Linked DNA regions of Homo sapiens: regions 1 and 2 are each linked to region 3. The links are chromatin loops, found by intact Hi-C in ENCODE. Cell type or tissue: heart right ventricle. All regions are shown on one strand. Each heading gives the region's core, and the rest is flanking DNA. Links, peaks and the distances in the headings are about the cores only. Region 1 overlaps RPA1 (replication protein A1). Region 2 overlaps SMYD4 (SET and MYND domain containing 4). Region 3 overlaps SLC43A2 (solute carrier family 43 member 2).

The links. A loop is a pair of places that touch in the nucleus more often than their neighbours do. Peaks named below come from ENCODE experiments on the same cell type or tissue, not always from the same donor. Only the 100,000 strongest peaks of a DNase experiment are listed, where the experiment ranks them.
Region 1: it touches region 3 in a loop (2.8-fold over the local background); 6 of 110 quality-filtered maps call a loop at or near these places.
Region 2: a loop joins it to region 3, with 4 times the contacts of the local background. A loop is called at or near these places in 9 of 110 quality-filtered maps.

What each region holds. Positions count from the first base shown.
Region 1 is chr17:1,859,073-1,869,634 of GRCh38, reverse strand. The region is part of intron 5 of RPA1 (replication protein A1); the gene reads right to left. Among named protein-coding and RNA genes, the nearest start is that of RPA1, 34 kb to the right of the region's middle. In heart right ventricle, for the core only: a CTCF peak has its summit at 3,986 (motif pointing right); no DNase peak of the experiment used is centred there.
Region 2 is chr17:1,778,432-1,788,993 of GRCh38, reverse strand. SMYD4 (SET and MYND domain containing 4) reads left to right here. Exons shown (of 11, transcript NM_052928.3): 6 at 1,390-1,572; 7 at 2,021-2,184; 8 at 4,533-4,668; 9 at 5,518-5,634; 10 at 5,836-5,959; 11 at 7,555-9,509. The coding sequence ends at 7,708. Among named protein-coding and RNA genes, the nearest start is that of SERPINF1, 22 kb to the right of the region's middle. RefSeq lists an enhancer at 4,845-5,139. In heart right ventricle, for the core only: CTCF peaks have their summits at 4,589 and 4,788 (motif pointing right); DNase peaks (open chromatin) are centred at 4,963, 5,583, 5,893, 6,263 and 1 weaker place; H3K4me3 peaks cover 1,239 bases; H3K27ac peaks cover 5,000 bases.
Region 3 is chr17:1,571,671-1,581,896 of GRCh38, reverse strand. SLC43A2 (solute carrier family 43 member 2) reads left to right here. Exons shown (of 14, transcript NM_152346.3): 12 at 3,574-3,647; 13 at 5,177-5,300; 14 at 6,132-10,226. The coding sequence ends at 6,293. Among named protein-coding and RNA genes, the nearest start is that of PITPNA, 14 kb to the right of the region's middle. RefSeq lists enhancers at 3,134-3,944, 3,945-4,756, 4,757-5,568, 5,569-6,381, 9,637-10,226. In heart right ventricle, for the core only: a CTCF peak has its summit at 7,298 (motif pointing left); DNase peaks (open chromatin) are centred at 6,066, 6,265 and 7,256; H3K4me3 peaks cover 882 bases; H3K27ac peaks cover 3,074 bases.

The DNA of each region.
Region 1 (10,562 bases), core at 1,930-6,929, 290 kb before region 3:
GGTCAACATCATGGTTCTCAGACTCTTTTGCTCTATGCTAGCTTTACATATCACTGGCTTTGACCTAGGGGGAAAATAGGATTTTTTTTTTTTTTTGAGACGTAGTCTCGCTCTTGTTACCCAGGCTGGAGTGCAACGGCGCCATCTCGGCTCACTGCAACCTCCGCCTCCCGATTTCAAGAGATTCTCCTGCCTCAGCCTCCCGAGTAGCTAGGATTACAGGCGCTGGCCACCACACCCAGCTAATTTTTGTGATTTTTAGTAGAGACAGGGTTTCACCATGTTGGCCAGGCTGGTCTCAAACTCCTGACCTCAGGTGACCCGCCCACCTCAATCTCCCAAAGTGCTGGGATTACAGGCATAAGCCACCATGCCCGGCCGAAACAGGATATTTCAGAGCAGACTCTTAGCACCTCAAATTATTTGCACTCACACCTATCATTTTTATCATTATAATGGTTAAGTGAGCCATCGCAGAGAAAAATTCGCTAAACAGACAATGGAGAATAAGGGCAACAAAAAATTCAACTTCTACCAGTAAGTACTTTCTTAACAACTACAAACAATATGTAGAAGAGTCAATCCAATAATTTACAATTGCCTCTTGGCAGAAAATGGATGAAATCAGGCTGAAAGAAATTTCAACTAATGTCTTTCAATAATAAGTAACACTAATAATTAAGTATTGTGTAACAAATTTTAGTCAAAGTAAAATATTGTTAGCCATAGTATAGGTGCATGGAACTTATATACGCAGACAAAAATACAGTGGTAAATACGGGAGACTTTAAAATCATCTAATTCAATATAGTATGAAGCACGAATTATGTCTGAAGTTTTATTTCTCACACTTTGAAAATTCTATAAATATCAGACAATTTCTTTTTTCTTTTCCTGAGACGGGGTCTCGCTGTGTTGCCCAAGCTGGAGGGCAGTGGCGCGATCTCAACTCACTGCAACCTCAGTCTCCCAAGTAGCTGGGATTACAGGTACCCGCCATCACGCCTGGCTAATTTTTCTATTTTTAATAGAGATAGGGTTTCACCATGTATGCCAGGCTGGTCTCGAACTCCTGATCTCAAATGATCCACCCGCCTCGGCTTCCCAAAGTGCTGGCATTACAGGAGTGAGCCACCGTGCCCCGCCAAGACAATTTCAACGCACATTTTGGAATTCCTGCCTATTTGTGGGCTAGACTTAATTGTACTGGTCACCTCACATGGCACAAGTTCTGGATTAGGTGCTGGGAGGATACAAAATGAACTTTAGTTCTCCACCCGCTAGCACAGAGTGTGCGTCCTTTCCCAACAGAGGAGAAAGCACTGCGGTGAAATGCCCCGTGAGGTAGAAGTCACTATAAGAAAGCTATTTCCGCACTGGCTCACTGATCTGGTTACAACGAAATTCGAGAGTAAGTAATCCTGAACAGCAATCTTATCCCCCTGAGCTTTAACAGACACTGGAGAAAGGAAAGGCCCAGTGGAGCTGGGTACTGAAATAAAGGAATATTTTTCCATAGCCCTATGTTTATTTTCTTTTTTTTTCCCCCTTGAGACAGGGTATTGCTCCAATGCCCAGGTTGGAGTACAGCGGCATGATCATAGCTCACTGCAGGCCTTGACCTCCTGGCCTCAAGCAATCCCCCGACTCGGCCTCCCCGGCAGGTGGAACTAGTTACACGAGATCACGCCTGGATTATTTTTTGTATTTTTTTTTGTAGAGACTACTTTTGTCTCTACAGCTACCCAGGCTGATCTTTAACTCCTGGGCGCAACTGATCCTCCTGCCTCGACCTCCCAAAGTGCTGCGATTACAGGTGTCAGCCATGGCACCCGGCCCATAGCCCTGTATTTCTGACTAAGCAATAAGTATCCTTCAATCCTTTCATCATCTCCATCTTCTTTTTCTTTTTAATTTTTTTTTTGAGACAGGGTCTTGATCTGTCACCCAGGCTGGAGTGCACTGGTGTGATTACAGATCACTGCAGCCTTGACCTCCTGGGCTCAAGTGATCCTCCCACCTCGACTTCCCGAGTAGCCAGGACTAGAGGAGTGTGCTATCAGGCCTGGATAATTTTTTTGTTTGTTTTCTGTAGAGACAGGGTCTCACTATGTTGCCCAGGCCAATCTTGAATTCCTGGTCTCCAGCGATCCTCCTGCCTCAGCCTCCCAAAGTGTTGGGACTGAAGGTATGAGCCACTGAGCCCAGCCCATCTTCACTATAAACACTTTTGCCCCCAAAACAGAAAATGTCCAAAGCAATCATTCAATTAAATACAACACACACACACACACACAAACACTAGAAACCTGGCCAGAGGTGATAAAGCTGGGCACAATCACCTCTCTCTTGTCCTGACTGCATCCAAAGGTTTCAGAAAAATGCTAAGCATTGCTTTGTCTCAGCTCACCTTCCTGAAAGCTGAGAATGTGATAACAAATTCGCTCATTTTAACAAAACGTTACTACTGCAAAAAAAAGTGATGTGTCAATTTAATAATTTAGCCGAATAATTTACCCGATTCCCTCTCCAATTTAAAGCATCAAATTACAATTTGTGTAAATAAAAATTAATATCTAGTAGGTTCCAGTTCTAGAAAGAGCATAATGATGGCCTAGCCCCACATCTTCCCACTCTAAAAACCAATACAGAGCAACAGGAATGAATGCCAACTGCATACACATACATGCACGTGCACACAGACGTATACACATCTCTCATTAGAAACGACATCTTCAGTGAAACCAGGGAACAGAGAAAACCCGCACATTCCAAGTTGTGTGAAAATGAAGCCCGAAACACCATAAATCAAGAACCCACAACAGTATAAGACAGAAGCAGCATGAATAATTTCAGTGTAAAAACTAAAACGGTGGCCGGGCACAGCGGTCCCCGCCTGTAATCCCAGCACTTCGGGAGGCAGAGGTGGGCAGATCACCTGAAGTCAGGAGTTTGAGACCAGCCTGGCCAACATGGTAAAACCCCATATCTATTAAAAATATAAAAAAATTAGCCGGTGGCCGGGCGCAGTGGCCCACGCCTATAATCCCAGCACTTCGGGAGGCAGAGGTGGGCAGATCACTTGAAGTCAGGAGTTCGAGACCAGCCTGGCCAACATGGTAAAACCCCATCTCTACTAAAAATATAAAAAATTTAGCCGGGCGTGGTGGTGGGCTCCTGTGGTCCCAGCTACTAGGCAAGCTGAGACAGGAGAACTGCTTGAACCCAAGAGGCAGAGGTTGCACTGAGCCGAGATTGCGCCATTGCACTCCACCCTGGGTGACAGAGAGACTCCGTCTCAAAAAAAGAAAAAAGAAAAAAAAAAGATCTCTAAGCATATACAAGTATATGGGATTATCTCTAGGCCAAAAAAAAATTTTTTTGTTGTTTTTTGAGATGGAGTCTCACTCTGTCACCCAGGCTGGAGTGTAGTGGCACAGCCCTGGCTCACTGCAGCCTCTTTCTCCCAGGCTCAAGTGATCCTCTCACCTCAGCCTCCCGGGTGGCTAGGACTGCAGGTGTACACCACCACGCCTGGCTAATTTTCTGTATTTTTGGTAGAGACAGGGTTTCGTCATGTTGCCCAGGCTGGTCTTAAACTCCTGAGCTCAAGCGATCTGCCAAGCTTGGCCTCCCAAAGTGTCGGGATTACAGGCGGGGGCCACCACACCTGGCCAGAAAACTTTAAAAAAACAGGATATGGCTGGGCGCAGCGCTCACGCCTGTAATCCTAGCACTTTGGGAGACTGAAGTGGGAGAATCGCTTGAGCCCAGGAGTTTGAGACCAGCCTGAACAGCATAGTGAGGTCTCATCTCTATTAAAATAATAATAAATAAGTAAAAGCAGGAGAAAAAGACACGATAGTGTACACAGTATGCTGCCTTTTGTGTAGGCAAAGTGGAGTACGGAACGAGAATATATATTTGTATTTGGTTACATTCTCATGAAGAAACGCCTGAAGGATAAAAAGAAACCACGAAAACTTTACCTCTAGAGGGCAGCAGTGGGTGGCAGGGGCGGCAAGGGTAGGAGTAAGATTTCTCTGCACACACAATTCGGTAGCTATAACTTTAAATCATGTAACTACATTATCTTTTTGAAATCATTTAACCATATTATCTATTCAAGATTAATGTTTATTAAAGAAAACAGATGTCTGATTATCTCAGTTATATTTTACATTTATTTAATTATGCAAGTTTTAATGGACAAATATATAAATGTGAAATAGAGATAATTTTAATTATGTATATAACATTCCCGCAGTAGACTCACTCACACGATCTATGTACTTAAATACAATTTTCAAGTAGGCAAAAACTTTGGTATGAAGGTTAATCTTTGAAGGTCCGGGCACAATGGAAACTGTTCTCACTGGGAAATGACAAATGCTCATTCTCATTTCTTGTAGCAACCCATTGTGTGACCTTGGGGAAGTTACTTCACTGCCTCATTCACGTTTTTATTTAATGATTAAAAACTGATCAACTGATCTCTACAACAGTTTCCTCTACCTCAACATTCTGCGATTGTGCTGAATTCACTGCTAAGGTCCAGACCTGAGATTCTCCAACTTTCCTTTCCTTTCCATTATCTCACTTAGGCAAAGGCCAGGACTCAGTTCCAGGTAGGAAAACGAAGACAGGATGCAAGAATTACTTCCCACCTCAGCTTTCCCAGTAGCTGGGAGCGTGAACCACCACGCCCAACTAATTTGTTTTTATTTTATTTTTTTGAGACAAGTCTCACTCTGTCGCCCAGGCTGGAGTGCAATGGCACAATCTCGGCTCACTGCAACTTCCACCTCCCGGGCTCAAGTGATTCTCCTGCCTCAGCCTCCCGAGTAGCTGGGATTACAGGTGCCCGCCACCACACTCGGCTAATTTTTTTTATTTTTAGTAGAGACGGCGTTTCACCATGTTGGCCAGGCTGGTCTTGAACTCCTGACCTCAGGTGATCCACCTAAGGTCCAGCCTAAGAATTACTGGGTTCAATTCCACTTACCCTTAAGTGAAAACCCTACTAATAGTAAAAGTTAGTTATGGACTAATTGAAGAACTATGTTGTTAAAGTTATTTTTATTTATTTATTTTTGAGACAGAGTTTCACTCTTGTTGTCCAGGCTGGAGTACAATGGTGCAATCTCAGCTCACTGCAACCTCCGATTCCCAGGTTCAAGCGATTCTCCTGCCTCAGCCTCCCTAGTAGCTGGGAATACAGGCGCGTGCCACTATGCCCAGCTAATTTTTTTGTATTTTTAGTAGAGACGAGGTTTCACCATGTTGGCCAGGCTGGTCTCAAACTCCTGACCTCAGGTGATTCGCCCACCTCAGCCTCCCAAAGTGCTGGGATTACAGGCATGGGCCACTATGCCCCGCATATATTGGTAAATTTAAATTAAGACAGTGAATTAGTGTACTTCAGTGGGAACCAGCTAAGCACCTTTGTCTATTGGGAGCAGCAGAGACAGTTTAATTTTTAAGAAACAGCTCCTTCTCTGAGTTCAAACATAGCTTCCTACTGAGAAATCATTTGGGAAGGAGGAGATACACAGCGGAAGATTTCAAATAAGCCACATGAACATCTTCCAGCTTCTTGATGCTGACCAGCTTAAAGTCGATTTTATATTTTCAATGTCACAGTTATAATTAGTTAATATATGTACTTAATTAGTTATATGTTATTAAAATTATTCAATACACTCTGAACATTTCTTTTCTATAAATTATATCACAAATTTTTTTCCAAATATTCATGATTGACCATCATCTCTTAGTGACTTCAGATTTAGTTCAAAAATTGGCTGATTAGTAAAACAATAAAATTATGTTGTTCTGATTACTAAAAATATCTGAAAACATAACAACCATTTGAAAATTGCCTTCTACAAGTATGTTTTGAAAACTTTAAATTTTTAATAAAGCAAGATATGTTTCATAGAAAAACTTCAATCTGACTGGCCATTTAAATTTTGATGTCGGCCCCCTGCAGGGGCTCACGTTCGTAATCCCAGCACATTGGGAGACCGAGGCAGGTGGATTACCTGAACTCAGGAGCTCAAGACCAGCCTGGACAACATGGCAAAACTCTGTTTCTACAAAAAAATATAAAAAGTAGTTGGGGCCAGGCACGGTGGCTCACACCTGTAATCCCAACACTTTGGGAGGCCAAGGTGGGTGGATCACCTGAGGTCAGGAGTTCGAGACCAGCCTGGCCAACGTGGTGAAACGCCGTCTCTACTAAAAATAAAAAAAATTAGCTGAGTGTGGTGGCGGGCACCTGTAATCCCAGCTACTCGGGAGGCTGAGGCAGGAGAATCGCTTGAGCCCGGGAGGTGGAGGTTGCAGTGAGCCGAGATTGTGCCATTGCACTCCAGCCTGGGTGACAGAGTGAGACTCGTCTCAAAAAAATAAAATAAAATAAAATAAAATAAAATAAAATAAAATAAATTAGTTGGGCGTGGTGGTTCACGCTCCCAGCTACTGGGAAAGCTGAGGTGGGAAGATCACTTGAGCCTGGGAGGTTGAGGCTACAGTAAGCCCTTTTTGAGCCACTGCACTCCAGCCTGGATGGCAAAGCAAGAACCTGTCTCCAAATAACTAAATAAATAAATCTTGGCCGGGCACGGTGGCTCACGCCTGTAATCCCAACACTTTGGGAGGCTGAGGCAGGCAGATCACCTGAGGTCAGCAGTTCGAGACTAGCCTGGCCAACATGGTGAAACTTCGTCTCTACTAAAAATACAAAAATTAGCTGGGCGTGGTGGCGGGCACTTGTAATCCCAGCTACTTGGGAGCCTGAGGCAGGAGAATCACTTGAACCCGGGGGAGGTTGCAGTGAGCGGAGATCGTTCCAGTGCACTCCAGCCTGGGCAACAAAGCAAAACTTCATCTCAAAAAAAAAAAAAAAAAAAAAAGCTGGGCACAGTGACTCACGCCAATAATCTTAGCACTTTAGGAGGTCAAGGTGGGCGGATCACTTGAGGTCAGGGGATCGAGACCAACCTGGCCAACATGGTGAAACCCCATCTCTACTAAAAATACAAAAATTAGCTGGGCATGGTGGTGTGTGCCTGTAATCCCAGCTACTGGTGAGGCTGAGGCATGAGGATAGCTTGAACTGGGAGGTGGAGGTTGCAGTGAGCCAAGATCATGCAACTGCACTCCAGCCTGGGCAACAAAGTGAGACTCCATCTCAAATAAATAAATAAATAAATAAATATTGAGCTAATCGATATTAACATCTACTTCTTCCATGTGGACAGCAGGGACAAGAGAGGTATAAGAGAGCTACATTCTAAGCTGGGCGCTGTGGCTCACACCTGTAATCCTGGCACTTTGGGAGGCTCAGGTGGGCGGATTGCTTGAGCCCAGGAGTTCAAGACCAGCCTGGACAACATAGACTCCATCGCTACAAAAAAAAAAAAAAAAAAAAAAAAATACGGTTGGGGGCGGTGGCTCACGCCTGTAATCCCAGCACTTTGGGAGGCTGAGGCGGGCAGATCACGAGGTCAGGAGATGGAGACCATCCTGGCTAACACAGTGAAACCCCGTCTCTACTGAAAATACAAAAAAAATCACCCGGGCATGGTGGTGGGTGCCTGTAGTCCCAGCTACTCAAGCAGGAGAATGGCGTGAATCCGGGAGGTGGAGCTTGCAGTCAACCGAGACCGCGCCACTGCACTCCAGCCTGGGCGACACAGTGAGACTCCGTCTCAAAAAATAAAAAAATAAAAACAAAAATTAGCAGGGTGCAGTGGTGCACGCCTGTAATCCCAGCTACTGAGGAGGCTGAGGCAAGGAGGATTGCTTGAGTCCAGGAGGCGGAGGTTGCAGTGAGCCAAGATCACGCCACTGGACTCCAGCCTGGGTGACAGTGTGAGACTCTTAAAAAAGAAAAAAAAAAAAGAGAGAGCACCACATTCTAATCTCCCATAGCGTGAAGTTAATAAACAAATGTTTCAACTGAAAAAATTAACGAAGAGCAGCACAAATGTGTTATTTAGAAATATGGAGACAAACAGAGAAGAAACAGCTGTGAGATTTGAAACAGACTGTCTCTAGACAGGAGTCAGAGGCCAAAGAAAAGTGAGGCAGGAGAATGCTGTTTTGTTTTTAAGGACACACCTCGCAAAAATATTCAACTTTTAAAACTACGTACCGGACAAATGGAGCAACAGAGACCAGGTTCACCCTAACACCTAACATAACCCCCTCCCCCCACCAGAAAGGGAGAAAATACGTGAGACGCATGGTTTTCAATGAGGGGTAGCGCCTGCTGTGCACAGGAAAGCGAGCGAGTGGGTCTGCACCAGCTCAGTGCCTCAAGGGCTTAGGGGGCCTGCCAGAACCCGAGGTGCAGAAATGGGGGCCGAGAGTCTGGGGAGATCGCCGTCTAGCTGGCCGGACAGAGTAGCAGAGAAGAGAGGGCTGTACACAGAGAACTCCAGAAATGGGTGGCAGGTTTCCTGGGTAGTCAGCAGAGTCCTGGTTGGCCCGTGTGTGTGTGTGGACACGATCTGAGGCCAGGGTGAGAATCATCTGAGAAGGCCAGAGGGAACCATGCCTGTGTTTACAGCAAGCTTGAAATAGTACCTGTTTCTACCAGTCAGATGGGAAAAATTCATATTCATGGGGCACGAGGTAGAACAGTCTGTCAGGTCTCGATTCAGTATTGGGAATAACTACACCTAGACTAAATGCAGCTCTCTGATTCTCTAATAAATCTTAAAAGCAACACACCAAAAGATCAAACTGTCTCCAAGTTAACTGTATCCCTGAAAAAAGCTCAAGAATAATTACAGGATTACAAAAGTTTCTAGCACCCAACGAGGTACGAATCCCAATGTCTGGCATTCGGTCCGAGGGCCAGGCATGAAAAGCAGCAGGAAAATATGATCCATGATCGGAGAGGCCGGGATCAACTGACGGAAACAAATCCGGACCTAACACAGACACCAGAATCCACAGACAAGGACCTTACAACAAATACTGTCATTGTGCTCTGTATGTCCCAAAAATTAAGCAGAGATGTAGATGAGTTTTTAAAGACCCAAAATCAAGCTTCTAGGGATAAAAACTATACTATCTGAGAAGAAAAATACACTCAATGGGATTAACAGCAGATTAGGCACTGCCTGAGAAACCATTAGTGAACTTGAACGGCTAGCAATAGAAAGTATACACAATGGCCAGGCACAGTAGCTTATGCCTGTAATTCAGCCTTTTGAGAGGCTAAGGCAGGAGGATTGAGGCCAGGAGTTTGAGACCAGCCTGGGCAACAAAGTGAGACCCCGCCCCTACAAATAAAAAGAAAAGAAATGAGCCGGGCGTGGTGGCACTGCCGTCCCAGCCCCAGTCCAGGCAGTCCACAGGCAGGCCCGGCACTCCACCTCCCAGACTACAGGTGCAGCCTGCAGTCCCAACTACTTGGGAGGCTGAGGCAGGAGGATTGCTGGAGGCCAGGAATTCAAGACCAGTGTGGGCAACATGGCAGGACTCCATGTCCACAAAAAATAAAATTAGGCCAATTATGGTGGCTCACGCCTTTAACCCCAGCACTTTGGGAGGCTGAGGCGGGCAGATCATGACGTCAAGAGATGGAGACCATCCTGGCCAACATGGTGAAACCCTATCTCTACTAAAAATACAAAAATCAGCTGAGCATGGTGATGCGTGCCTGTAGCCCTAGCTACTCAGGAGGCTGAGGCAGGAGAATCGCTTGAACCTGGGAGGCGGAGGTTGCAGTGAGCCGAGATCACGCCACTGCACTCCAGCCTGGCAACAGAGTGAGACTTCGTCTCAAAAATAAATAAATAAATAAAAAACAAAATAAAATTAGCTGGGCGTGGTGGCACATGCCTGTAGTCCCAGCTACTCAGGAGGCGGAGGTGGGAGGATTGCTTGAGCCCAAGGTGTTGAGGCTGCACTGAGCCGTGAATGTACCACTGTACTCCAGCCTGGGCAACAGAGCAAGATGTTGTCTCTAGGAGAGAAAAAACAAAACAAAACAAAAAAAACGCCAAAGTGGCTATGCTAATATCAAAGCAGACTTCAAAGCACAGAATTTCCCAGGGATAAAATCATTTCATAATAATAAGAGTCAACTCATCAAGTGGACACAAGAATTCTAAATTATATAGATATTTAATAATACAGCTTTGAAATACATGAAGCAAAAACTAATAGAACTGCAGAGAGACAGAGAAACTTACAATTATTACAGTTAGAGATTTCAATATCCCTCTCAGTAAATGACAGAACAAGTAAACAGAAAAACAGTAAAGATATAGAAAAACTGAATAACACAATTTACCGACTCGACCTAATTGACATTTGTAAGACTCTGCCCAACAACAGAATACACATTCTTTTCAAGTACACACAGAATTTACCAAGAGAGACCATAATCTGGACATAAAATAAGACTCAAGGCTGGGGAAGGTGGGTCACTCCTGTAATCCCAGCACTTTGGGAGGCCAAGGCAGGCAGATCATCCGAGGTCAGGAGTTTGACACCAGCCTGGCTAACACGGCAAAACCCTGTCTTTACTAAAAATACAA
Region 2 (10,562 bases), core at 2,596-7,595, 210 kb before region 3:
TTTTTATCTTCCAACCTGTTTTGTTAGAAACACAATTTGCCTCATGCTTAAATTGAGACTACTGAAGATAATTTAAGCGTTTCTGTGTGCCCAAGGTTATCTTTACTGTACATACTCCTAGGACAGATGGCTTTGAGAAAAGCCAGCACAGGTAGAGCCTCTGGCTAAGTGAAGTGTTACAGGTGGACTTTTAAAGTGCTAATTATCCACCATGCTTTCTTTTCTGAAATGAACAAATTTTTTTTTTTTTGGAGGCGGGGTCTCACTCTTGTTGTCTAGGCTGGAGTGCAGCAGCACGATCTTGGCTCACTGCAACGTCCTCAGGGGTTCAAGCGATTCTCCTGCCTCAGCCTCCTGAGTAGCTGGGACTACAGGCACGTACCACCACACCCAGCTAATTTTTTGTGTTTTTAGTAGAGACGGGATTTCACCGTGTTAGTCAGGATGGTCTCGATCTCCTGACCTTGTGATCTGCCCGCCTCGGCCTCCCAAAGTACTGGGATTACAGGCGTGAGCCACCGCGCCCGGCCAAAATGAACAAAATTTTAAAGTAAACTATGGGCCTGAAAAGACCAAAAAAGAAAAAAATAATAAATGTTACAATTAGAGTAAAACTTTTTTTAAATTTTTATTTATTTTTCTTCAGACAGGGCCTGCTCTGTCACCCAGGCTGGAGTGCAGTGGTGCAATCCTGGCTCACTGCAGCCTCGCTCTCTAGGGCTCAACTGATCCTCCCACCTCAGCCTCCTGAGTAGCTGGGACTACAGGTGTGCACCACCACAGCTGGCTAATATTTTAATTTTTTTTTTTTAGAGACCAAATCTAGCTGTGTTGTCCAGGCTGGCCTTGAACTCCTGGGCTCAAGCAATTCTTCTGCGTGAGCCTCGGGATTTCAGGCAGGAGCCCTGGTGCCTGGCCTGCTTAAATATATAAAGTTTGGGGTAGTAACTAGGTCGCTTGTTCTGTTAACCAACCAAAGACCAGATAAACAAAAGCCCTTGGGCTCTAAAAGTCTTTGGGAAGTCACCTCAACAGGGGCTCTGGTTTCTATGTGAGAACATTATGAAACTATCTAGAACGCTCCCTACTTATCATCCCTTTTTTATTACTTCTTTATAAGTTCTTATCTTTGGCTATTTCGTGGTGTAGAGACACAGTCGTTAGGTTCCAGGACTCCAGTGGACTTTGTGTGCGTTCATCCACTTTGCTTCCTGGGGACTGGAGCTTGCCGTGAGTCATGTCCCATCTGATTTATATTGGATCTGGCTGTGGAGCCATGACTCACACGGGCTGCAGGCCTAGCTGCCCAGCTCATCTTCTGAGGAACAGAGGGCAAGGCCAGGGCTCATGTGCTGACACCTTTTTCCTTCTTTCCTCTTGCCCTTTCAGGACCTAAAGGGAGCATCGTTACCGACAGCAGGCAGGTGCGCCTTGCCACAGGCATCTTCCCTGTTATCAGCCTCCTGAACCACTCCTGTAGCCCCAACACCAGCGTGTCCTTCATTAGCACTGTCGCCACCATCCGGGCGTCACAGCGGATTAGAAAGGGGCAAGAGATTCTCCACTGCTATGGTGAGCCATCCCTCCGCACTGCCATCCTGCCCTTCTCCAACAGAAAAGGACGGGGACGCAAGTCAGCAAGCCACCAGGCATGTGACTTCACCTGTCTACTGTCTGCTTCCTGGAAGAGGCAGTGAACACTTAGGCCAAAAACAAGGAAGGGAGGATGGAAGGAATGGCCTTCGTGCTAGGGCCCTATTGCGGCTAAACTATGTCTCGCTGTTTAATCACTATAAACTTCCTATTCTGAAAATGGGCTAGGAACAACTTCTTGGCTTCTCTTTCTTCCTGTCTCAGCAACTTGGAAGCTTATTTTAGTATCCAGTTCCACAAATATTTGGGTAAAGGTTAGCTGTCACATGATAGGTAATTGTCCAGACCCTCTGCTAAGCTGAAGGTTTTTACGTAGTGTTTGACTCTCTCTTGCTTTCAATATTGGCTGACGGTGATCTCCCTCCAGGGCCTCACAAGAGCCGGATGGGGGTTGCCGAAAGGCAGCAGAAGCTGAGGTCTCAGTATTTCTTTGACTGCGCCTGTCCAGCTTGTCAAACTGAGGCACACAGGATGGCTGCAGGGCCCAGGTGGGAAGCATTCTGTTGCAACAGTTGCGGAGCGCCCATGCAGGTAATTCTCTCTTCTGTCTCCTCCACTTTTCCTGGAGGTCAGTTTTCCACCCCAAGGGTGATCAGTGTTTAGGAGGAAGCCATCAGGGACTTGTAAGTGCTGAGACCAGTAATATCACCTCCATTTTAGCCAGTCATCCCCATACACTAGTTCCCCTCCAGAGAAACCACAGGGAAAGGTTCAATTTAGTAATGTTTCCTTTATAAAGGACAGAAGATCCCATCTGAACTGGTTTGGGATCTGGGGGAGACTGGGAATTTATTTGCTGAAGTCAGTCATTGAAAAGTCCCAGGATAGGCTGGGCACAGTGACACATGCCTATTATCCCAGCACTTTGGGAGGCTGAGGTGGACAGATCACTTGGAGGCCAGGGGTTCAAGACCAGCCTGGGCAACATAGCAAGACCCTGTCTCTACCAAAAAAAATGTTATGAGAAAAATTCCAGGATAAGGCTGCTTAAGATACAGCTTGATCCAGGGGCTTTCTGTCCACCCCTCTCAGCTTCATTTTCTCTGTGTTAGCCCATCCTCAGATAGACTTCCCTCTTACGATGCAGGATGGCTGCCAGCAGCCCAGCCTGCGGATTTCCTGCCAAGGAGGATAAGAGCACATGCCACTCAAACAGCAGCCTGGGCAGAGATGTTACTGTGTTTCATTGACCTGAGAACTGTGGCTGGAGGAAAATTAGACATAGTTTTCCTCCAGCCATTTGGGCCAGAGGAAGGAGCCATATGTGAGCCACATGCCACACCCTCAGCTGTAGGGCAAGGGCCATGGGACTGAGGGTGAGAGGGATCCTTATGAGAAACTGGGTTGGGTTGCTGTTGCCAAATGAGAAAATAGATATCGGCCTTTGAAACACAGCAGATGTCCACCTCGGAGGTTTCCCCTCTGCCACAAGTGCCGTATTCTTCTTAGGGGAGTCATGAGTGAAAGGCAGAGCCGGTTGTGTTAGAAAGCTAAACTTGGAGACCCAAGGTCAAATGTAGGACGATCGCACCTAGCACCTTTTTCTATTAGTTTTTTTTTTTTTCTTTTTTTTTTTTGAGATGGGGTCTTGCCCTGTCATCCAGGCTGAAGTGAGTGCAGTGGCACGATCTCTGCTTACCACAGCCTCAACCTCCCAGACTCAAGCAATTCTCCTGCCTCAGCCTCCCCAGTAGCTGGGATTACAGGCATGCACCACCATGCCCAGCTAATCTTTGTATTTTTAGTAGAGACGAGTTGGCCATGTTCTCCATGTTGGCCAGGCTGGTCTCGATCTCCTGGCCTCAAGCGACCTACCTGCCTCGACCACCCAAAGCGCTGGGATTACAGGCGTGAGCCACCACGCCCAGCCTTTCTATTGGTTTTCTTTTTTTTTTTTTTTTCTTTTTCTTTTGTGAGACAGAGTCTCTCTCATGTCACCCAGGCTGGAGTGCAGTGGTGCAATCTCGGCTCACTGCAAGCTCCACCTCCCGGGTTCACGCCATTCTCCTGCCTCAGCCTCCCGAGTAGGTGAGACTACAGGCGCCCGCCACCACCATGCCCGGCTAATTTTTTGTATTTTTAGTAGAGACGGGGTTTCACCGTGTTAGCCAGGATGGTCTCGATCTCCTGACCTCATGGATCCACCCGCCTCGCCCTCCCAAAGTGCTGGGATTACAGGCGTGAGCCACCGCACCTGGCCTTCTATTGGTTTTCTGAGGACTTTTTCATAACTACTAGAAATGTTTGTCATCAAGGCCGGGCACGGTGGCTCACGCCTGTAATCCCAGCACTTTGGGAGGCTGAGGCGAGCGGATCATGAGGTCAGAAAATCGAGACCATCCTGGCTTACACGGTGAAACCCCGTCTCTACTAAAAAAAAAAAATAAATAACACACACAAAAATTTAGCCGGGCTTGGTGGTGGGCACCTGTAGTCCCAGCTACTCGGGAGACTGAGGCAGGAGAATGGCGTGAACCCGGGAGGCGGAGCTTGGAGTGAGCCGAGATCGCACCACTGCACTCCAGCCTGGAGACCGAGCGAGACTCCATCTCAAAAAAAAGAAATGTTTGTCATCTAAAGTCCTGGCCCCAAAAAGCGACAAGAGGGGCTATAGAAGTGGAAAGAAATTGTGCACTGTACCAGTTCTGTTCCAAAAATGAAATCTCAGGTGGGATCAGCTACTGCTGATACACTTCATTAGAATTGCCGCCATTGCCGCCATCAAACAAAATTCGCTCAGACTTTCGTCACGATGTATTGTTACAGGAGTCTCTTTCCCCCATGAGGTAAGAAACTATGGAGCAGTCCTGTAATGTAAGCACAGGCGGTGTTGATAACTGACCCTGGCATTGGAATAAAGAGAAAACTGACTTCCACAGGGAGATGACGTGCTGCGCTGTGGCAGCAGATCTTGTGCAGAATCCGCCGTCAGCAGGGACCACCTGGTCTCTCGGTTACAGGACCTACAGCAGCAGGTCAGAGTGGCCCAGAAGCTTCTCAGAGATGGTGAACTAGGTGAGACTGGCTCCCTGCTTTGGTCCTCCAGCCCCTTCCCTTTTATTTGTTCTGATACCGTTTTGGACTCAGGGATACTCAGTACTGATGGGAGAATTGGATGTAATTATCCCCATGCCAGCCACAAGATGGCTATATAGGCCAGTGAGTCCAAACCCTGACCAGCTTTGTTACTGTGGGGCCCTTGAAAAGGGGCCAGGTGATTTCAGCTGTTGTTTTCTTCTGCATCTGATTGCTAAGTTGAAGTACCCCTGCCAACTAACGGGTCATCGCTGACATCCGTGAGCTGTGTGCAGTTCCAGAAGTTGAGTGTCATTTATTTTAATTCCAGGGCCTAGTGATGTAACTTCCTAGAAGGGCGGTTCTTCCCTCCTCAGAGCTAGTCTCTGCTAGAGAGCAGTGGGGCGTGAGCCCAGCTGATAGGAGTGTCTTGCTTTTGTCTGAGACTTGCGGAGCTCCCCATTGCCCTTGAAAACCCTGCCTTAGAGCTTGACATCATGGGATTTTTATTTACCCTGCTTTATGAAAGTTGACCTTTAGCTTAGATTTCAGGGTCAAGAGAAATCATGGCCGTACGTGAAAGGTAGAGTTGGTCGAGTTGGGAAGTTAATGTTGAAAATACAGTGTAAATGTGGGGAGGCCTCCCCTAGCGCCTTTCTCCACTGACAGAGAAAACAGAAGAAAACAGCAGCTTTATTGGAACAGACATTGTGCGTTGGTGACAACCCAGGGAGGCCAGGGGGAATTTCCACATTCAGCCCAGCTGATTCAGAGGATTTGAGACCTGGATTCTCATTCCTAGGACTGGGCTTCTGTCTATAGTGAGACGTCTTTCCTCTGCATTGACAGAGCGAGCTGTTCAGCGGCTGTCGGGGTGCCAGCGTGACGCCGAGAGCTTCCTGTGGGCAGAGCACGCCGTGGTGGGAGAGATCGCGGATGGCCTGGCCCGGGCCTGTGCTGCCTTAGGTACAGCATGAGCCTTCACGTTCTGCGTCGGGAACAGTCTGCTGTGGGCACTTCGCCGTGGCCCCGGCCTTGTCTGCCTGGTTACCCCCCGCTCTGTAAACTGAGGGTGCTCCCCCTCTCGTTCCATTTCCTCCCCCTGAAAATATGCATCCACAGTTGACAGTGGTTCTTTTCTGGAACAAGATTTTTCTCTTCTCACAGGAGACTGGCAAAAGTCAGCCACCCATCTACAGAGGAGTCTCTACGTGGTGGAGGTTCGCCACGGGCCGTCCAGTGTTGAAATGGGCCATGAGCTCTTCAAATTGGCCCAGATCTTTTTCAACGGGTGAGTCCCTTTCCCACTTCACAGGGCACACACTGTTCCTTTCCTAGGCTCTTCTGGGTATTACTTTTTTTCTATGGTGTTTTTAAAAGCATGTTGAAACTTCTTTATTTCCTCTTTAGGAGAGATCTTTGCCTTCTGTTTTGCTAACAAACATAACGCTTTAGAATTTCCTCCTGGGAGGCGGAGCTTGCAGTGAGCCAAGATCGCGCCACTGCACTGTAGCCTGGGCGACAGAGCGAGACTCCATCTCAAAAAAAAAAAAAAAAAGAATTTCCTCCTGGGAGATATGGGGAAAGCTTTTAGATCTCAAGTGAGTTTCCCAGAGAGAACTTGGCCAGGCAGCCCCACCCACCCTCCAGTATAGCTCTCCTTCTGGTTGTTCTCTGGTTCGTCACAGCCCCTTTGGCTGTCTCATTCCCAGCACTCTCAGCTCCAGGCTCTCTGCCTTCTCCCTACTCTGCATCCTCTTCCTTTTAAAGCGTTTGCTTGAACCAGGGCTGATTTTACCCCCAGACAACATGTGGCATTGCCTGGAGACTTTTTTTTTTTTTTTTTTGAGAAGGGGTCTTGCTGTCTTGCCCAGGCTGGAGTACAGTGGCTCGGTCACAGCTCACTGCTTCCTGCAACTCCTGGGCTCAAGCGATCTCTGGAGACATTTTGGATTGTCATGACTTGGAAGGGGGGTGCTGCTGGCATCTATTCGAAAGAGGCCAGAGGTGCTGCTAAGCATCCTCCCGGGTACAAGACAGTGCCCCCCCCACCAACCCCAGCAAAGAAGGAGCCAGCAACAGTGTCAATAGTGTCAGGGTCGAGAAACCCTGCTTTTTTGCTGCTGTTGTTTGTTTTTTGTTTTAAATCCCCTGTTCTACTTTGAAGGTTAAAAGGAAAGAACAGCACGCTGATGAGCTGATGCCAAATCCACTTTTGCTACTGAGACCATTTAGGGCCCAATTTCAGGATTTCCGGGTGGAACCTCCAACCCTGGTAAAGCTGCCCTTGGTGTATGTGGCTATGAGAAAGTGCTTAAAGCTTCAACCTAAGGCTGTGCTGAGTGGGCCTGGTACCCAAGACACAGAGACATTCTGTTTGGTCAGAGAGAGAGAAAAGGGCTGCAGAGTTAGGTCAGAGGTCAGCCCTAAGATGGTCACCCTAAAATGAAAACTGCTATGTAAACCTGTGGTAAATACCAGATGAAAACTTTGAGGCCGGGTGTGGTAGCTCACGCCTGTAATCCAGCTGCCCAGGAGGTTGAGGCAGGAGAATCACTTGAACCCGGGAGGCGGAGGTTGCAGTGAGCCGAGGTCGCACAAATACCTGGGCGACAAGAGTGAAACTCTTGTCTCAAAAAAAAAAAAAAAAGCTTTGAGATTTGCCTCGTGTTCTCAGGATCCTGGCGTCTATACTATCTTTTATAACTGTTTTCTCACACTTTTGTTTTGCAGCGTGTTTGTGACAGTGTCTTACTTACTGTTCTAGATTGTAGGATCCTTGATGACAGAAATGATCTTACATTCTTCACGGTGTGTGAGTAGGCCCTCAATTAACATTTGCCTCACAAATCAGTGAACTAACTCCTCTTACCTCCCTTGGCTCAGGTTTGCAGTACCCGAAGCCCTGAGCACAATACAGAAAGCTGAGGAGGTTCTGTCGCTGCACTGTGGCCCATGGGACGATGAAATCCAGGAGCTCCAGAAGATGAAATCCTGTTTGTTGGACTTACCACCCACCCCTGTAGGGCCTGCATTGTAGGGTTCCAGGAGGATTTTGACCCACAGAAAAGGAGCCCATGGAACACAAGTTAAAGAGGTTTTGCTGGCCAGGTATGGTGGCTCACGCCTGTAATCCCAGCACTTTGGGAGGCTAAGGTGGGCGGATCACCTGATGTCAGGAGTTCAAGACCAGCCTGGCCAACATGGTGAAACCCCATCTTTACTAAAAATACAAAAAACTAGCCAGGCGTGGTGGTGGGCACCTGTAATCCCAGCTACTTGGGAGGCTGAGGCAGGAGAATCTCTTGAACCCAGGAGGCGGAGGTTGCAGTGAGCCGAGATCGCTCCACTGCACTCCAGCCCAGGTGACAGTGTGAGACTCCATCTCAAAAAAAAAAATAAGAGGCCGGGTGCGGTGGCTCAAGCCTGTAATCCCAGCACTTTGGGAGGCCGAGGCAGGCAGATCACGAGGTCAGGAGATCCAGACCATCCTGGCTAACACGGTGAAACCCCGTCTCTACTAAAAATACAAAAAAATTAGTCGGGCGTGGTGGCGGACGCCTGTATTCACAGCTACTCGGGAGGTTGAGGCAGGAGAATGGGGTGAACCCGGGAGGAAGAGCTTGCAGTGAGCCGAGATCGCGCCACTGCACTCCAGCCTGGGTGACAGAGCCAGACTCCATCTCAAAGAAAAAAAAAAAATATTAAGAGGTTCTGCTGCCAGATGTGGGTTCTGTGGGTCGGGTGTGGGTTCTGTGGGTCGGGTGTGGGTTCTGCAGACCAGGTGCGGATTCTGTGTAGGTTCTGCAGGCCCAGTGTAGAGGCTCACACCTGTAATCCCAGTACTTTGAGACGCTGAGGTGGGAGGATCACTTGAGCCCAGGAGTTCAAAACCAGCCTGGGCAATATAGTGAGACCGTATCACTACAAAAAAGTTTTTTTAGTTCACCGAGCATGGTGGCACATGCCTGTAGTCCCACCTACTCGAGAAGCTGAGATAGGGTCACCTGAGCCTGGTAGGCTGAGGCTGCAGTGAGCCAAGATCGCACTACTGCACTCCAGCCTGGGTGACAGAGTAAGACCCTGTCTCAACAAAAAAATAACAGGTTCTGTTGCTGCTGAGCTTTCGTCAGGAAGATAAGACTTTCCCAACAGTCCGAAGCCTAGGATATGAGGGCTGAGGAGGACTCAAACCGTTGCAGTCAGAGAGACACCTATTTTGGTGAATATTTTTTGAAATAGTTAAGTGGCCTCCAGTACAAACTCCCAGTTCCCAGAAAAGACTTAAAACTAGTATCTGGAGATTCCAAGTCCTTTAAAAGGATTTTAGCTGATCTGCAGGCATCTGGATGTTAGCCTGGGGTTTTGGCTGGATTCCACCTCGCTCAGTGATGATAGTCTGTTTCCCTGGAACATTCCTGTGGTTTTAGTAGTAATGAGATGTGTGCACCACTCCAGTGGGAACTGAAGCTCTTAGTAGTTACATTGTAATTAAAAAAGAATTATAAAACAAGAAATCAGCAAGCCTGCTTACCTCCAGAGACACACCGTTCCACTTACAGTATCTAGCTTCCTCGACTCCTTTGTTAAAATCGTGGAGTATGAACCGTGACCAGAGAAGTAAATATGGAGCCGTTTTATTGAGCAGTTTCCTCCAGGGATGACGGCTGTCAGTGTGTTTCCTGCCAGTTTTCCAGTCCTTACTCTCTGCCCTTCATTCTGTACTCTTGGCAGAGTCAGTAACCAACCACTAATAAAATCAAAGTTGTAGTAAAGACTTTATAACACATATGCCTCCTTCTGAGTTGTTGGTTTTGTTTTGTTTTGTTTTGTTTTGTTTTGTTTTTGAGATGGAGTTTCACTCTTGTTGCCCAGGCTGGAGCGCAATGGCGCGATCTTGGCTTACGGCAACCTCCGCCTTCCGGGTTCAAGTGATTCTCCTGCTTCAGCCTCCCGAGTAGCTGGGATTACAGGCGCCCGCCACCACGCCTGGCTAATTTTGTATTTTTAGTAGAGACGGGATTTCACTATGTTGGTCAGGTTGGTATCAAACTCCCGGCCTTAGGTGATTTGGCCTCCCAAAGTGCTGGGATTACAGGCGTGAGCCCGGCCCTTTTTTTTTTTTTTTCTTTTTTTCTTAAGACAGAGTCTCCCTCTGTCACCAAGGCTGGAGTACAGTGGCACAGTCTTGGTTCACCGCAACCTCTGCCTCCCAGGTTCAAGCGATTCTCCTGCCTCAGCCTCCCGAGAAGCTGGCATTACAGGCATTCGCCAGTACGCCCGGCTAATTTTGTATTTTTAGTAAAGATGGGATTTCTCCATGTTGGCCAGGCTGGTCTTGAGCTCCCGACCTCAGGTGATCCGCCCGCTTCGGCCTCCCACAGTGCTGGGATGACAGGCGTGAGCCACCGCGCCCGGCCCTGAGTTCTATTTGTTGTCAAGCCTGAAAAGAGACTCCTTTTCTCCACCAGACCTCTCCAAACTGGCGAGTAGAATACAGACAGTATGAGAACTGGAGGCTGCAGGGGATTCTAACAATGCTGAGGGTATGGACGTTGCTGTTTGTGGTTCAGATTTAAGAGACAGAAGGCAGAAGGTAGGGATGATAGCTGCCTTCCACCAGGATGTGTAGCGACAGCCCAGACCCCGTTCCAGTCAGAAGGTTACGGGATTCTCTAGGTCGGAACCCTGGTTGCTGTGTTACCACTGGTGCCAAGTAGTTGAGGTGCATTCGTGGAAAAGAATGCCAGATCCACGCTGCTTTTGAAAGCTTGCCCACCCTCACCATGCCCAAGTGCCCGTTGGTTGCCATTGCATTATGATCAGGAAATCAGTAGCCCCAGAGATACCTGGCAATAGCTTTTTGAGAATCTGGAATACAGTTAGCACTCAAA
Region 3 (10,226 bases), core at 5,227-10,226:
GTGGCAGAGGTTGCAGTGAGCCGAGATTGCGCCACTGCACTCCAGCCTGGGCGACAGAGTGAGGCTGTGTCTCAAAAAAAAAAAAAAAAACTGAATTTCTTTGCCAAACTTTTGAGGCTTCTGGAACCTGATTTTTGACAGAGATTTTGAGTAAGGTGGCCCTTGTCACCTGCCTGGCTCCACCCACTGGTCTGTGAAAGTGGTCTAGCAGTAGGTTTTGGCCCAATCCCTAAATTTACAAATGGTGGAGGGACGCAAGTGTGGCTTTTCCTTCCAGAGAGGTGTAGCCTGAGTCCAGATGGCATCTTGGGTCAAGTCCAGGAGGGAAGTAAGAGTCCCTCCCTTTTTACAGGAGGCCTTGAGGTACGTTGAACACCCAGGTGTGCCCCACCGTGGGAACTGTTGTGTGTACGTGCCAACACTGGGCGTGCAGAGCGCAGCGGGCCGTGGAACATTTGTGCCGGCCCCAGGGGGTGCTGCATCCCTCCGGCCCTCCCTGGCCTCCTGGGCTGCTTTCTCTGCAAGACTGGCAGACCTTTGCCCTAACCGCCTTGTCCAGTCGAGGGGCAGTGCTCAGTGGGGACAGTCATCTTTTTGTTTTATGTAGGTCTCACTGAAAGAAAAGTTGTAAAAAGGCAACAAGGCATTTGAGGTGGGGAGGCCTGCACAGCGTGCGTGTGTGTGTGTGTGTGTGGGCACTGGGCACAGCCCTCTTTCAACACTGCCAAGAGCAGCCCCTGCCCCCCCACCACCCACATTCCTGGGAACAGGTCCTGGCTGCTGAGCGGGATGGCAGGGCTGTGTACAGAAGACAAGGCGACCACAGGGACCTGGTGGCCAAGAGGATGGCTCTTAAAAAGTGCCTCTCGGAGTTGGCGGAGTCCGCCAGCAGCAGCCTTCCTGGGCAGGGGGCCTCCCACAGACAGCGACAGAACTTTACTAGGACCAGCCTGGGCAATATGGCGACACCCTGTCTCTACTAAAAATAAAAATTAGCCAGGTGTTGTGGAGTGCACCTGTAGTCCCAGCTACTCAGGAGGCTGAGGTGGGAGAATCTCGGCTCACTGCACCCCGGGAAGTTGAGGCTGCAGTGAACTGAGATTGCACCAGTGCACTCCAGCCTGGGCAACCGGAGTGAGACCTTGTCTCAAAAAAAAAAAAAAAAAAATTAGCCGGGCCTGGTGGCACATGCCTGTAATCCCAGCTACTCAGGAGGCTGAGGGAGAACAATCGCTTGAACCCAGGAGACAGAGGTTGCAGTGAGCCGAGACCACACCACTGCACTCCAGCCTGGGGTGTAGAGCGAGACCGTCCCAAAACAAAACCAAACAAAACAGAACAAACCACAAAAAGAAAACAAAACAAAAAGCGAAGAAACACTTCACGAGGGAGGTGAGAGGGCAGCCACCTGCTGGGAGGGCCGGGTGACCAGGCTTGGGAGACCCTGGAGCACAGTCCGAGGTGGGCAAAGGCAGCTCGAGGCCGTGGTCAGCAACCTCTTGCTCAGTGCTGTGCCCATACACGTCTGTCAGCAGGGCCCTGGTTCTAGTGTTTGCCGACTTCCACGGTGCACATGCACTCACCGTGGCTGATTTCCAGCTGCCCATGTGTTGCCACTGACTGTGGAACTGGAGAGTCACAGTGACACGTGGTATTTCTACAGTAGATGTGAAAAGCCTGGCCGGGCACGGTGGCTCACGCCTGTAATCCCAGCACTTTGGGAGGCCAACGCGGGTGGATCACCTGAGGTCAGGAGTTCGAGACCAGCCTAGTGAAACCCCGTCTCTACAAAAAATACAAAAATTAGCCGGGCTTGGTGGCATGCACCTGTAATCCCAGCTACTAGGGAGGCTGAGGCAGGAGAATTGCTTGAATCCAGGAGGCGGAGCTTGCAGTGAGCCGTGCCACTGCATTCCAGCCTGGGCTACACAGCAAGACTCTGTCTCCAAAAAAAAAAAAAGGAAAGCCTGATGCGTGCACAGGCTCTAGTGAACCAAGTAAAATAATTAGGAAGGGATGAGGTTTTCCATGGTTTTGTTCGTTCATTTTGTTTTTTTTTGAGACAGGGTCTCACTCCCATCAGCCAGGCTCGAGTGCAGTGGTGGGATCTTGGCTCACTGCAGCCTTGACTTCCCGAGCTCAGGTGATCCTCCCACCTCAGCCTCCTGAGTAGCTGGGACTACGGGCACGTACCACCAAGCCCAGTTAATTTTTATATTTTTTTGCAGAGATGGGGTCTTGACATGTTGCCCAGGCTGGTCTGGAACTCCTGGGCTCAAGTGATCCTCCCAGGCCTCCCAGAGTGTGGGGATTACAGGTGTGAGCCACTGCACCAGGCCAGGAAGTGATGAGTTTTCAGAGTTTTGAGTATTCATTACCTTTACTTTAATATAATTTATTTATTTAGTCATAAATTTATGTAATTTTTTTTTTTTTGAGACAGAGTCTAGCTCTGTCACCCAGGCTGGAGTGCAGTGGTGCTATCTCGGCTCACCGCAACCTCCGCCTCCCCGGTTCAAGCGATTCTCCTGCCTCACCCTCCTGAGTAGCTGGGAATACAGGCGCCCGCCACCACACCCGGCTAATTTTTGTATTTTTAGTAAAGATGGGGTTTCACTGTGTTGGCCAGGCTGATCTCAAACTCCTGACCTCATATGATCCACCCACCTCAGCCTCCCAAAGTGCTGGGACTACAGGTGTGAGCCACCATTCTCGGCTTATAATTTAATTATTATTATTATTATTATTTTTTTTTTTTGAGACAGAGTCTCACTTTGTCACCAGGCTGGAGTGCAATGCCGTGATCTCAGCTCACTGCAACCTCCACCTCTTGGTTCAAGCGATTCTCCTGCCTCAACTTCCCAAGCAGCTGAGATTACAGGTGCCCACCACCACGCCCAGCTAATTTTTTGTATTTTTAGTAAAGACAGGGTTTCGCCATGTTGGCCAGGCTGGTTTCGAACTCCTGACCTCAGGTGATCCACCTCCTCGGCCTCCCAAAGCACTGGGATTACGGGCGTGAGCCACCTTGCCCAGCCTATAATTTAATTTTTAATAATGACTCGGTTAGGCTGGGCGCAGTGGCTCATGCCTGTAATCCCATCATTTTGGGAGGCTGAGGCGGGTGGATCACAACGTCATGAGTTTGAGACCAGCCGGGCCAACATGGTGAAACCCCATCTCTGCTTAAAAAATACAAAAATTAGCCGGGCATGGTGGCGTGGGCCTGTAATCCTAGCTACTCCGAAGGCTGAGGCAGGAGAATTGCTTGAATCCAGGAGGCGAAGCTTGCAGTGAGCCAAGATCACGCCACTGCACTCCAGCCTGGGCGACAAAGCAAGACTTCTTCTCAAACAAAACAAAAAACAAAACAAACAAACAAACAAAAAATGACTGTGTTAACGACTGGCTTGCAAAATTTCTGAAAATTCACAATTGGCTCCGGAGGATGGGGTTGATCCAACTCCAGGCTGACACTGCCCCTGGGGTGAGGGCCCCCAGGAATTGGAGGGCGGGGGCTGAGGGGACGGTCCCTTAAGGCCTTATGCCCACAGTCGCCTTTTCCTCCCCCAGATCCTCTCCTTCATCCTGCACACAATCGTGCGAGGATTCATCCACTCCGCTGTCGGGGGCCTGTACGCTGCCGTGTAAGTCCTGGAAGCCGCAGGTGGCCTGGTGGGCGAGGGTGTGGGAATGGCCGGGGGGAGGTTGCTGGTGGGACTGAGACTCTGAGGCAGGGTCAGCCTGTCCCAGAAGGGCTCATCTTCCTGCTTCAGGGGACAGGTACCAGGGTTTCTGCTGGGTGTTTCAGGGAAAGGCCATACCTCGTGGGAAGCAGGTCAGTGGGCAGACAGTTGGGTGCTCACAAGCCTTGGCATTCAACACGAAGTCAGTTCCCCCAGCCAGGGTCAGGCACCTGTGCAGCTCATTATGGCCTCAGGGGCCACTACAGCCGAGTCCTGGGGCTGGCCCTGGCTGCTCACTGGGAAGGATGGGTAGGTTCTGGCTGCCTGAAGCTAAATGCGGAAGTTCCAGTTGCCCTCATCACGGGCAGCAACATGGGTGACTGAGTCCAGAATACACCAGACGGGCCCATCCAGAGCCTCAGTGCGCCCAGCTCTGGCCATAGCTTTCTCCAGCCCTGGCTAAAATGAAACCTGTATCTTTTTCCAAGAAGCCCCAGAAACATAAAAGGAACCACAGTGGTTCCTTCTTCTCTGGCTCAGGCCTTGACCCAAAAACTGAAACTCAAACATCATCATCCACAGTCTCTGATGTGGGACCAGCTCATGTGTTGCTGGGATTCCTTTCCCACCTCTGGGCCAGCAGAGCCTGACATGTGCTAAGATTTAGCCCGGAACTCTCTCCCAATTCCCGCAACAGCCCCTGGGGTAATCCCAGCTCCGCTTGCCCTCCGCCTGCCCCTCCCCAGGCCTGGAGGAAGCTGTGGCTGTCCTGGCAGGGTCTGAGGGAGGGGGGCGGGATCTGTGGTGCTGAGTTTCCGCGATTACTCAATGCTTCTCTGGACGAGGGCACTGCAGAGCCAAGCCCAGCCTCCACACTCCTCTCTGGGCCTGTTTCCCAAACCGCAGGTCCCCGCTGGCACCACGCTTTCCACTCGGCTCAGCCAGACACCCACAGGCCCTGGGCACAGCTGAGTGGGGTGGGCCCTCCCCAGAGTCTGGGGCCTGGAGCTGGTCCAAAGAGAAACACTTTGCAGAACCACCCAGCAGGGCCGGGCGCGGTGGCTCACGCCTGTAATCCCAGAACTTTGGGAGGCCGAGGCAGGCAGATCACAAGGTCAGGAGTTTGAGACCAGCCTGGCCAACGTAGTGAAACCCCGTCTCTACTAAAAATACAAAAAATTAGCCAGATGTGGTGGCGGGCGCCTGTAATCCCAGCTACTAGGGAGGCTGAGGCAGGAGAATTGTTTGGACTGGGGAGGCGGAGGTTGCAGTGAGCCGAGATCGTGTCATTGCACTCCAGCCCAGGCGACAGTGCAAGACTCCATCTTAAAAAAAAAAAAAAAAAAACAGAACTGCCCAGCAGGAAGGAATCCGAGGGCTGGCACCCCACCCTTCTCTGGCACCAACGGTGCAGCCCGGGGTCACCAGACACCTGGGGCCAAGCAAAGCCCAGGAGGCAGGATGGCTGTGAGCTGTCGCTTGCCCTGCAGGTACCCCTCCACCCAGTTCGGCAGCCTCACGGGACTGCAGTCTCTGATCAGCGCGCTCTTCGCCCTTCTGCAGCAGCCGCTGTTTCTGGCCATGATGGGTCCTCTCCAGGGAGACCCTCTGTGGGTAAGAGGGGTCGGGGGATGGTGGGTCATGGGCGCCTGCCCCCTTCTGCTAACTGCGAGCTGCAAGGTCCCCCTCGGGGGCTTCAGGGCCCCGAGGACATGTGGGAGCGTTGGTTAGGATTGGTTAAGAGTCCCTTTGTGAATGGTGGCTAGGCAGGAAAAGGAACATGTCCTCTCTGGACCTGATTTGGGGAGAAATAGAACAGAGTTCCTGGGCCGGGCGCGGTGGCTCACACCTGTAATCCCAGCACTTTGAGAGGCCGAGGCGGGAGCATCACTTGAGGTCAGGAGTTCAAGACCAGCCTGGCCAACATGGTGAAACCAGGTCTCTACTAAAAATACAAAAATTAGCCAGGTGTGGTGGCAGGTGCCTGTAATCCCAGATACTCGGGAGGCTGAGACAGGAGAATCACTTGAACCCGGGAGGCGGAGATTGCAGTGAGCTGAGATTGCGCCACTGCACTCCAGCCTGAATGACGACAGCGCGAGACTTCGTCTCAAAAAAAAAAAAAAAAAAAAAAAAAGAACACAGTTCCTGTCCCCGCCCCACCTCCGAGGGCCAGATTTCCTCACCAGGTACCAGGAACTTGTTCCAAGCCCAGAGGTTCAGATCAGCCCGTGTTTCCTGGGGGCCCAGGCCCTGAGGGTGGCCACATGGCCTGTGAAGAGTTGGGAACCGGGACGCTGGCATATGGGACCTCGTGGGCCTTCCTGTTTCGTTCCCCCTTCCACCCCGTGACCTTCTCCCCTTTCCCAAACCCGAGTGGAGGGCGGGTCTGCAGCCTCGGCGCACCACCACGCCCTGTGATGCGCGGCCTCCCTGCCTCCCCAGGTGAACGTGGGGCTGCTCCTTCTCAGCCTGCTGGGCTTCTGCCTCCCGCTCTACCTGATCTGCTACCGGCGCCAGCTGGAGCGGCAGCTGCAGCAGAGGCAGGAGGATGACAAACTCTTCCTCAAAATCAACGGCTCGTCCAACCAGGAGGCCTTCGTGTAGTGGCTGCCGCCTCGGAACTGCGGTCTCCTGCCTGTGCTTCAGTGACTGACCCCTGTCCTGCCCCTCCAGAGTACCCCACGCACCCCCAGGACCTTCGCCGTCTCCGTGCCAGCGTTCACGCTCCCTCCCGGGGCCCTGCCTCGGAGCTCTGTGGTGGAAGGACGGGAGAGGGCCCCGGACACGCGCGTTTTCTCCTGCCGAACGCAGGGGCTGCCCTGACTTTGCTCTGCCGCCCCCCGGGGACCCGGGGCCTGGGGTCTCTGTGGTGCCTGCAGCAGGAGCCAGGAACGCCCGGCAGGCAGGCGCTCTCCCGCCAGTGTCTGGATTCTGCCTCTTGCCAAAGCAGAGGGGGCTGCCATCCCCTGCCTGCCACCTGCCCCTCGGCTGCATGCCCACAGCCGTACCTGCCTGAGGACAAAGGCTTGCACTGTCTCGCCCGCGCCTGGCCCCCACCCCCTCCCCGGCCAGCCTGAGGCTGCCTGAGGAAGGAAGGACCCGCTTCCTGTTGTCGGTGCTAATTCCTTTGTAATTCCAGCCCCCTGTCGCCTGTCCAGGGCCTGCCCACCCGTTGGAGGCCGGTGGAGAAGCCCCACCTGGCTTATGCCCTGGAGAGGGTTTAGCGGGCTGGGTGGACCCCTCGCCTCCTCCCCGAGGGCCAATGCCGCGGACACGTTTTCACTGTCACCCTCGTTCTGTCTGCCACCTGAAGGGAATTTGAGGACCGCCGCCAGGGCACCCCGTACATACACACAGCTGCTTTTGTGGAGGTGGACGAAAGGCTGTGGCCGGCAGACGTGGAGGTCCAGGCCGGGGTGGGGACGTGGGTGGGTCCGAGGTGTGTGTGGGGTCGGGGTGGGCTCTAGGAGTTAGCCCTTATCCCCACTGACCAGGCGGGAGCCGCCAGGCCTGCAGCTGGGCCAGTGCCCAGGAGCCATCCTGGCGTGGGGCCAGGAGCTTGTCCAAGGCCACAGGCCCACAGCACCCCCTGCCGGCGGGCTCCGTGGGGCCCTGGAGCTGATGACGGGGGAGGCCCGTCCGCCTGGCCCACCAACCCGCCCACCTTGACTGCCCCCAGAAGTGTGTCTTGAGACCTCCTGGGCGTGCTTAGAGGGGTGAGTTGTGTTTGGATTTTTAGTTATTTTCTCTTCAGTTTTATTAGACTTCTTTTTTATAAAGCAATAAATCCATTTTCCTCCGGGTAAGGGATGCCCCTTCTGGCATATCAGTTAATAGCTGCATGTGCCTATTTTGAGCTTGAGAAGAAAAGGCAGGACAAGATTCTCTGCCACCGACCAGCTCCAGCCGTGCCCAGCTGCTCTTCGTCTCTCTGGGGGACTGCTGACTCGGGAGGGACAGTGGGCCAGGAAAAGACCTTCCTCCCCAACCCCCAAACAAACTGGGCTTGTGCAGACATCTTAGAAGTGTGAGCCACCCTCCTCTACCGATTTTCCCAGCCAAACAGGCGAATCCTGGTCCCTTTCCATCCCTACACCCTTCCACAACCCTGAAGATTCCCGCTGGGTTCTTCTGCAGGCTCAGAGCAGTTCAGGATGTGGGCGGCAGGGAGGGGGATGAAAGGAGAAGAGGAAAGGGCAGGTCCAGGCCACATTCAAGCTCCACATTAACAGCTTGGGCGCCTGGAACACATATCTCCTAGGCTTTATTTCACTCAAATATTTAAAAAAAGACTGGGCGTGGTGGCTCACGCCTATAATCCCAGCACTTTGGGAGGCCAAGGCAGGAGGCTCACCTGAGGTCAGGAGTTCGAGACCATCCTGACCAACATGGAGAAACCCCGTCTGTACTAAAAATAAACATTAATCGGGCGTGGTGGCGTGCGCCTGTAATCCCAACTACTCGGGAGCCTGAGGCAGGAGAATCGCTTGAACCGGGGAGACGGAGATTGCCGTGAGTCGAGATCGCACCATTGCACTCCAGCCTGGGCAACAGAGCGAGGCTCCGTCTCAAAAAGAAAAAAAAAAAGAGAACGAGATAAACATGCCCACTCCTGAGAACACTCGTTTTGTGATGTTAGTGGTTATTCTGATTTTCAAGAAAGTATTATAGTCAAGTTTGGGAAAGGCTGAGTTAAAAGTCAAGCCTGTTTCCTTACAGCCAGCACTGACAGCACTTTGCCAACGCTCATGAGCTCCGTGGCTCCTCAGGAGCGGGTGTGCTGTGCTGCCGAGGAACGGCTCGAACCATCAGAGCCACCAGCCTCCACGTGCGGCTCCATGATCACCCCCAGCAGAGGCTCCCGGGTGCTGGTTCCAAATGGAGACTCCAGGTCTTGCCGCTGACCGGTGACTCTGCTGCCAGCATTTGAGACCCGCCATCACACAGGAGTTGCAGATTCGGAGAAACCCTAACTAGCCAGGGTGCTGCCAGCTGGGAAAAGGCCGCCTTTTTTTTTTTTTTTTTTTTTTTGAGTTGGGGTCTTGCTCTGCCATCCAGGCTGGAGTGCAGTGGTGCAACTGATAGCTCACCACGGCCTCCAACTCATGGGCTCAAGGGATCCTCCCACCTCGGCCTCCTAAGTATCTGGGACTATAAGTGTGTGCCACCATGCCTGGCTAATTTTTTTTTTCTTTTTCATAAAGATGAATTCTTGCTATTTTGCCCAGGCTGGTCTGGAACTCCTGGGCTGAAGCAATTCTCCCACCTCAGCCTCCCAAAGTGCTGAGATTACAGGCGTGAGTCACAATGCCTAGCCAAAAAGCCAGTCTTGAGATGGGGAAGACGTGGCCCGTGCTGTCCCCAGCAGTGCCCAGTCCCAGCCAAAGTGGGCAGTGCTGCCTCACTCTCCCACCCACCCTCAGGGTGTGGCACTTACTGGGAAGAAGCAGGCATTGAGAAACAGAATTGAGGGGGGGAAACAGTCCAGGGCCAACAGTGCTTGGGGATTGAGGCCTGAAAATGCGAGCAGGGTACAGAGGCTGTGGCTGGCCAGATGGGTCGGGTGCCCCCTGCACTCCCACCCCCTAGTCAGGGGTCACCCATCCTACTTTGCCTTGTGTGGAGCTGACAGGTGACATGTTTTCCTATTGTTGTCCTTGACTTGATAACAATCTGGGAGTTAAACACATATGATCATCCCTGCTTTACAACTGAAAAACGAGGCCTAGAGATACTATCATCATATACACCTGAAAAACGAGGCCTGGAGCGATGGAGGAGCTTGTTCAAGGTCAGAGCCAGCACTCATATATGGGTCTTAAGACACTGGAGCAGCCAAGGGCCTCTAGACCAGGACATTCCACTCGGAGCAGCAGCTCAGGGGCCACCAGGCCTCTGTGGCAGGGGGACCTCTGTGGCAGGGGGGACCTCTGTGGCGGGGGGGGGGCCTCTGTGGCAGGGGGGTCACAGCCCAAGGAAGGGGAGCAGGCCCAGGCATGGTTTCCGTTTCTGGGAGCCAAGAGCCTTCTCAGAAGAGGGGGAGAGAGCTACTGCATGGAATCATTTGGGCCCTGGAGGCTGATGGGTACTTGGGGGAGCAATCCCTGGTGACCCCAACCAGCAAGACAAGTGCCCTGTGAAGGGGAAGGGACTACAGCTGATCAAAGGAGCAGGCACCAGTGGCCGGGCCTCCCGTCTGCCCCTCATCCTCCAGGCTCTGGCGGGAAGGAGCAGGAAGGGCTCCCTGCCCTTGGGGTTTTGATCAGTGAGGAGGGGGGCTTGGGTCTGAGTCTGGGTCTGGGTCTGCTGCCGAAACACTGCCCCCAGTCCCTCTCCTCACTAGACTCTGGGGTCTAGGCGTGTCTTTGTGGTCGGCCTTCTCCAAACCCTCTAGGCCTCTGTCTGCAGCTGCTGCTGCCTGGACCTATACACAAGGTCCCACCCCTCACCGGGGCCAAAGACGTGGTTGCAGGCCCTGGTGGATCCTTTCTGTTTTGCTCCATCCCCGTCCCCTCTTGCACCCAGCATCGTCCTGGT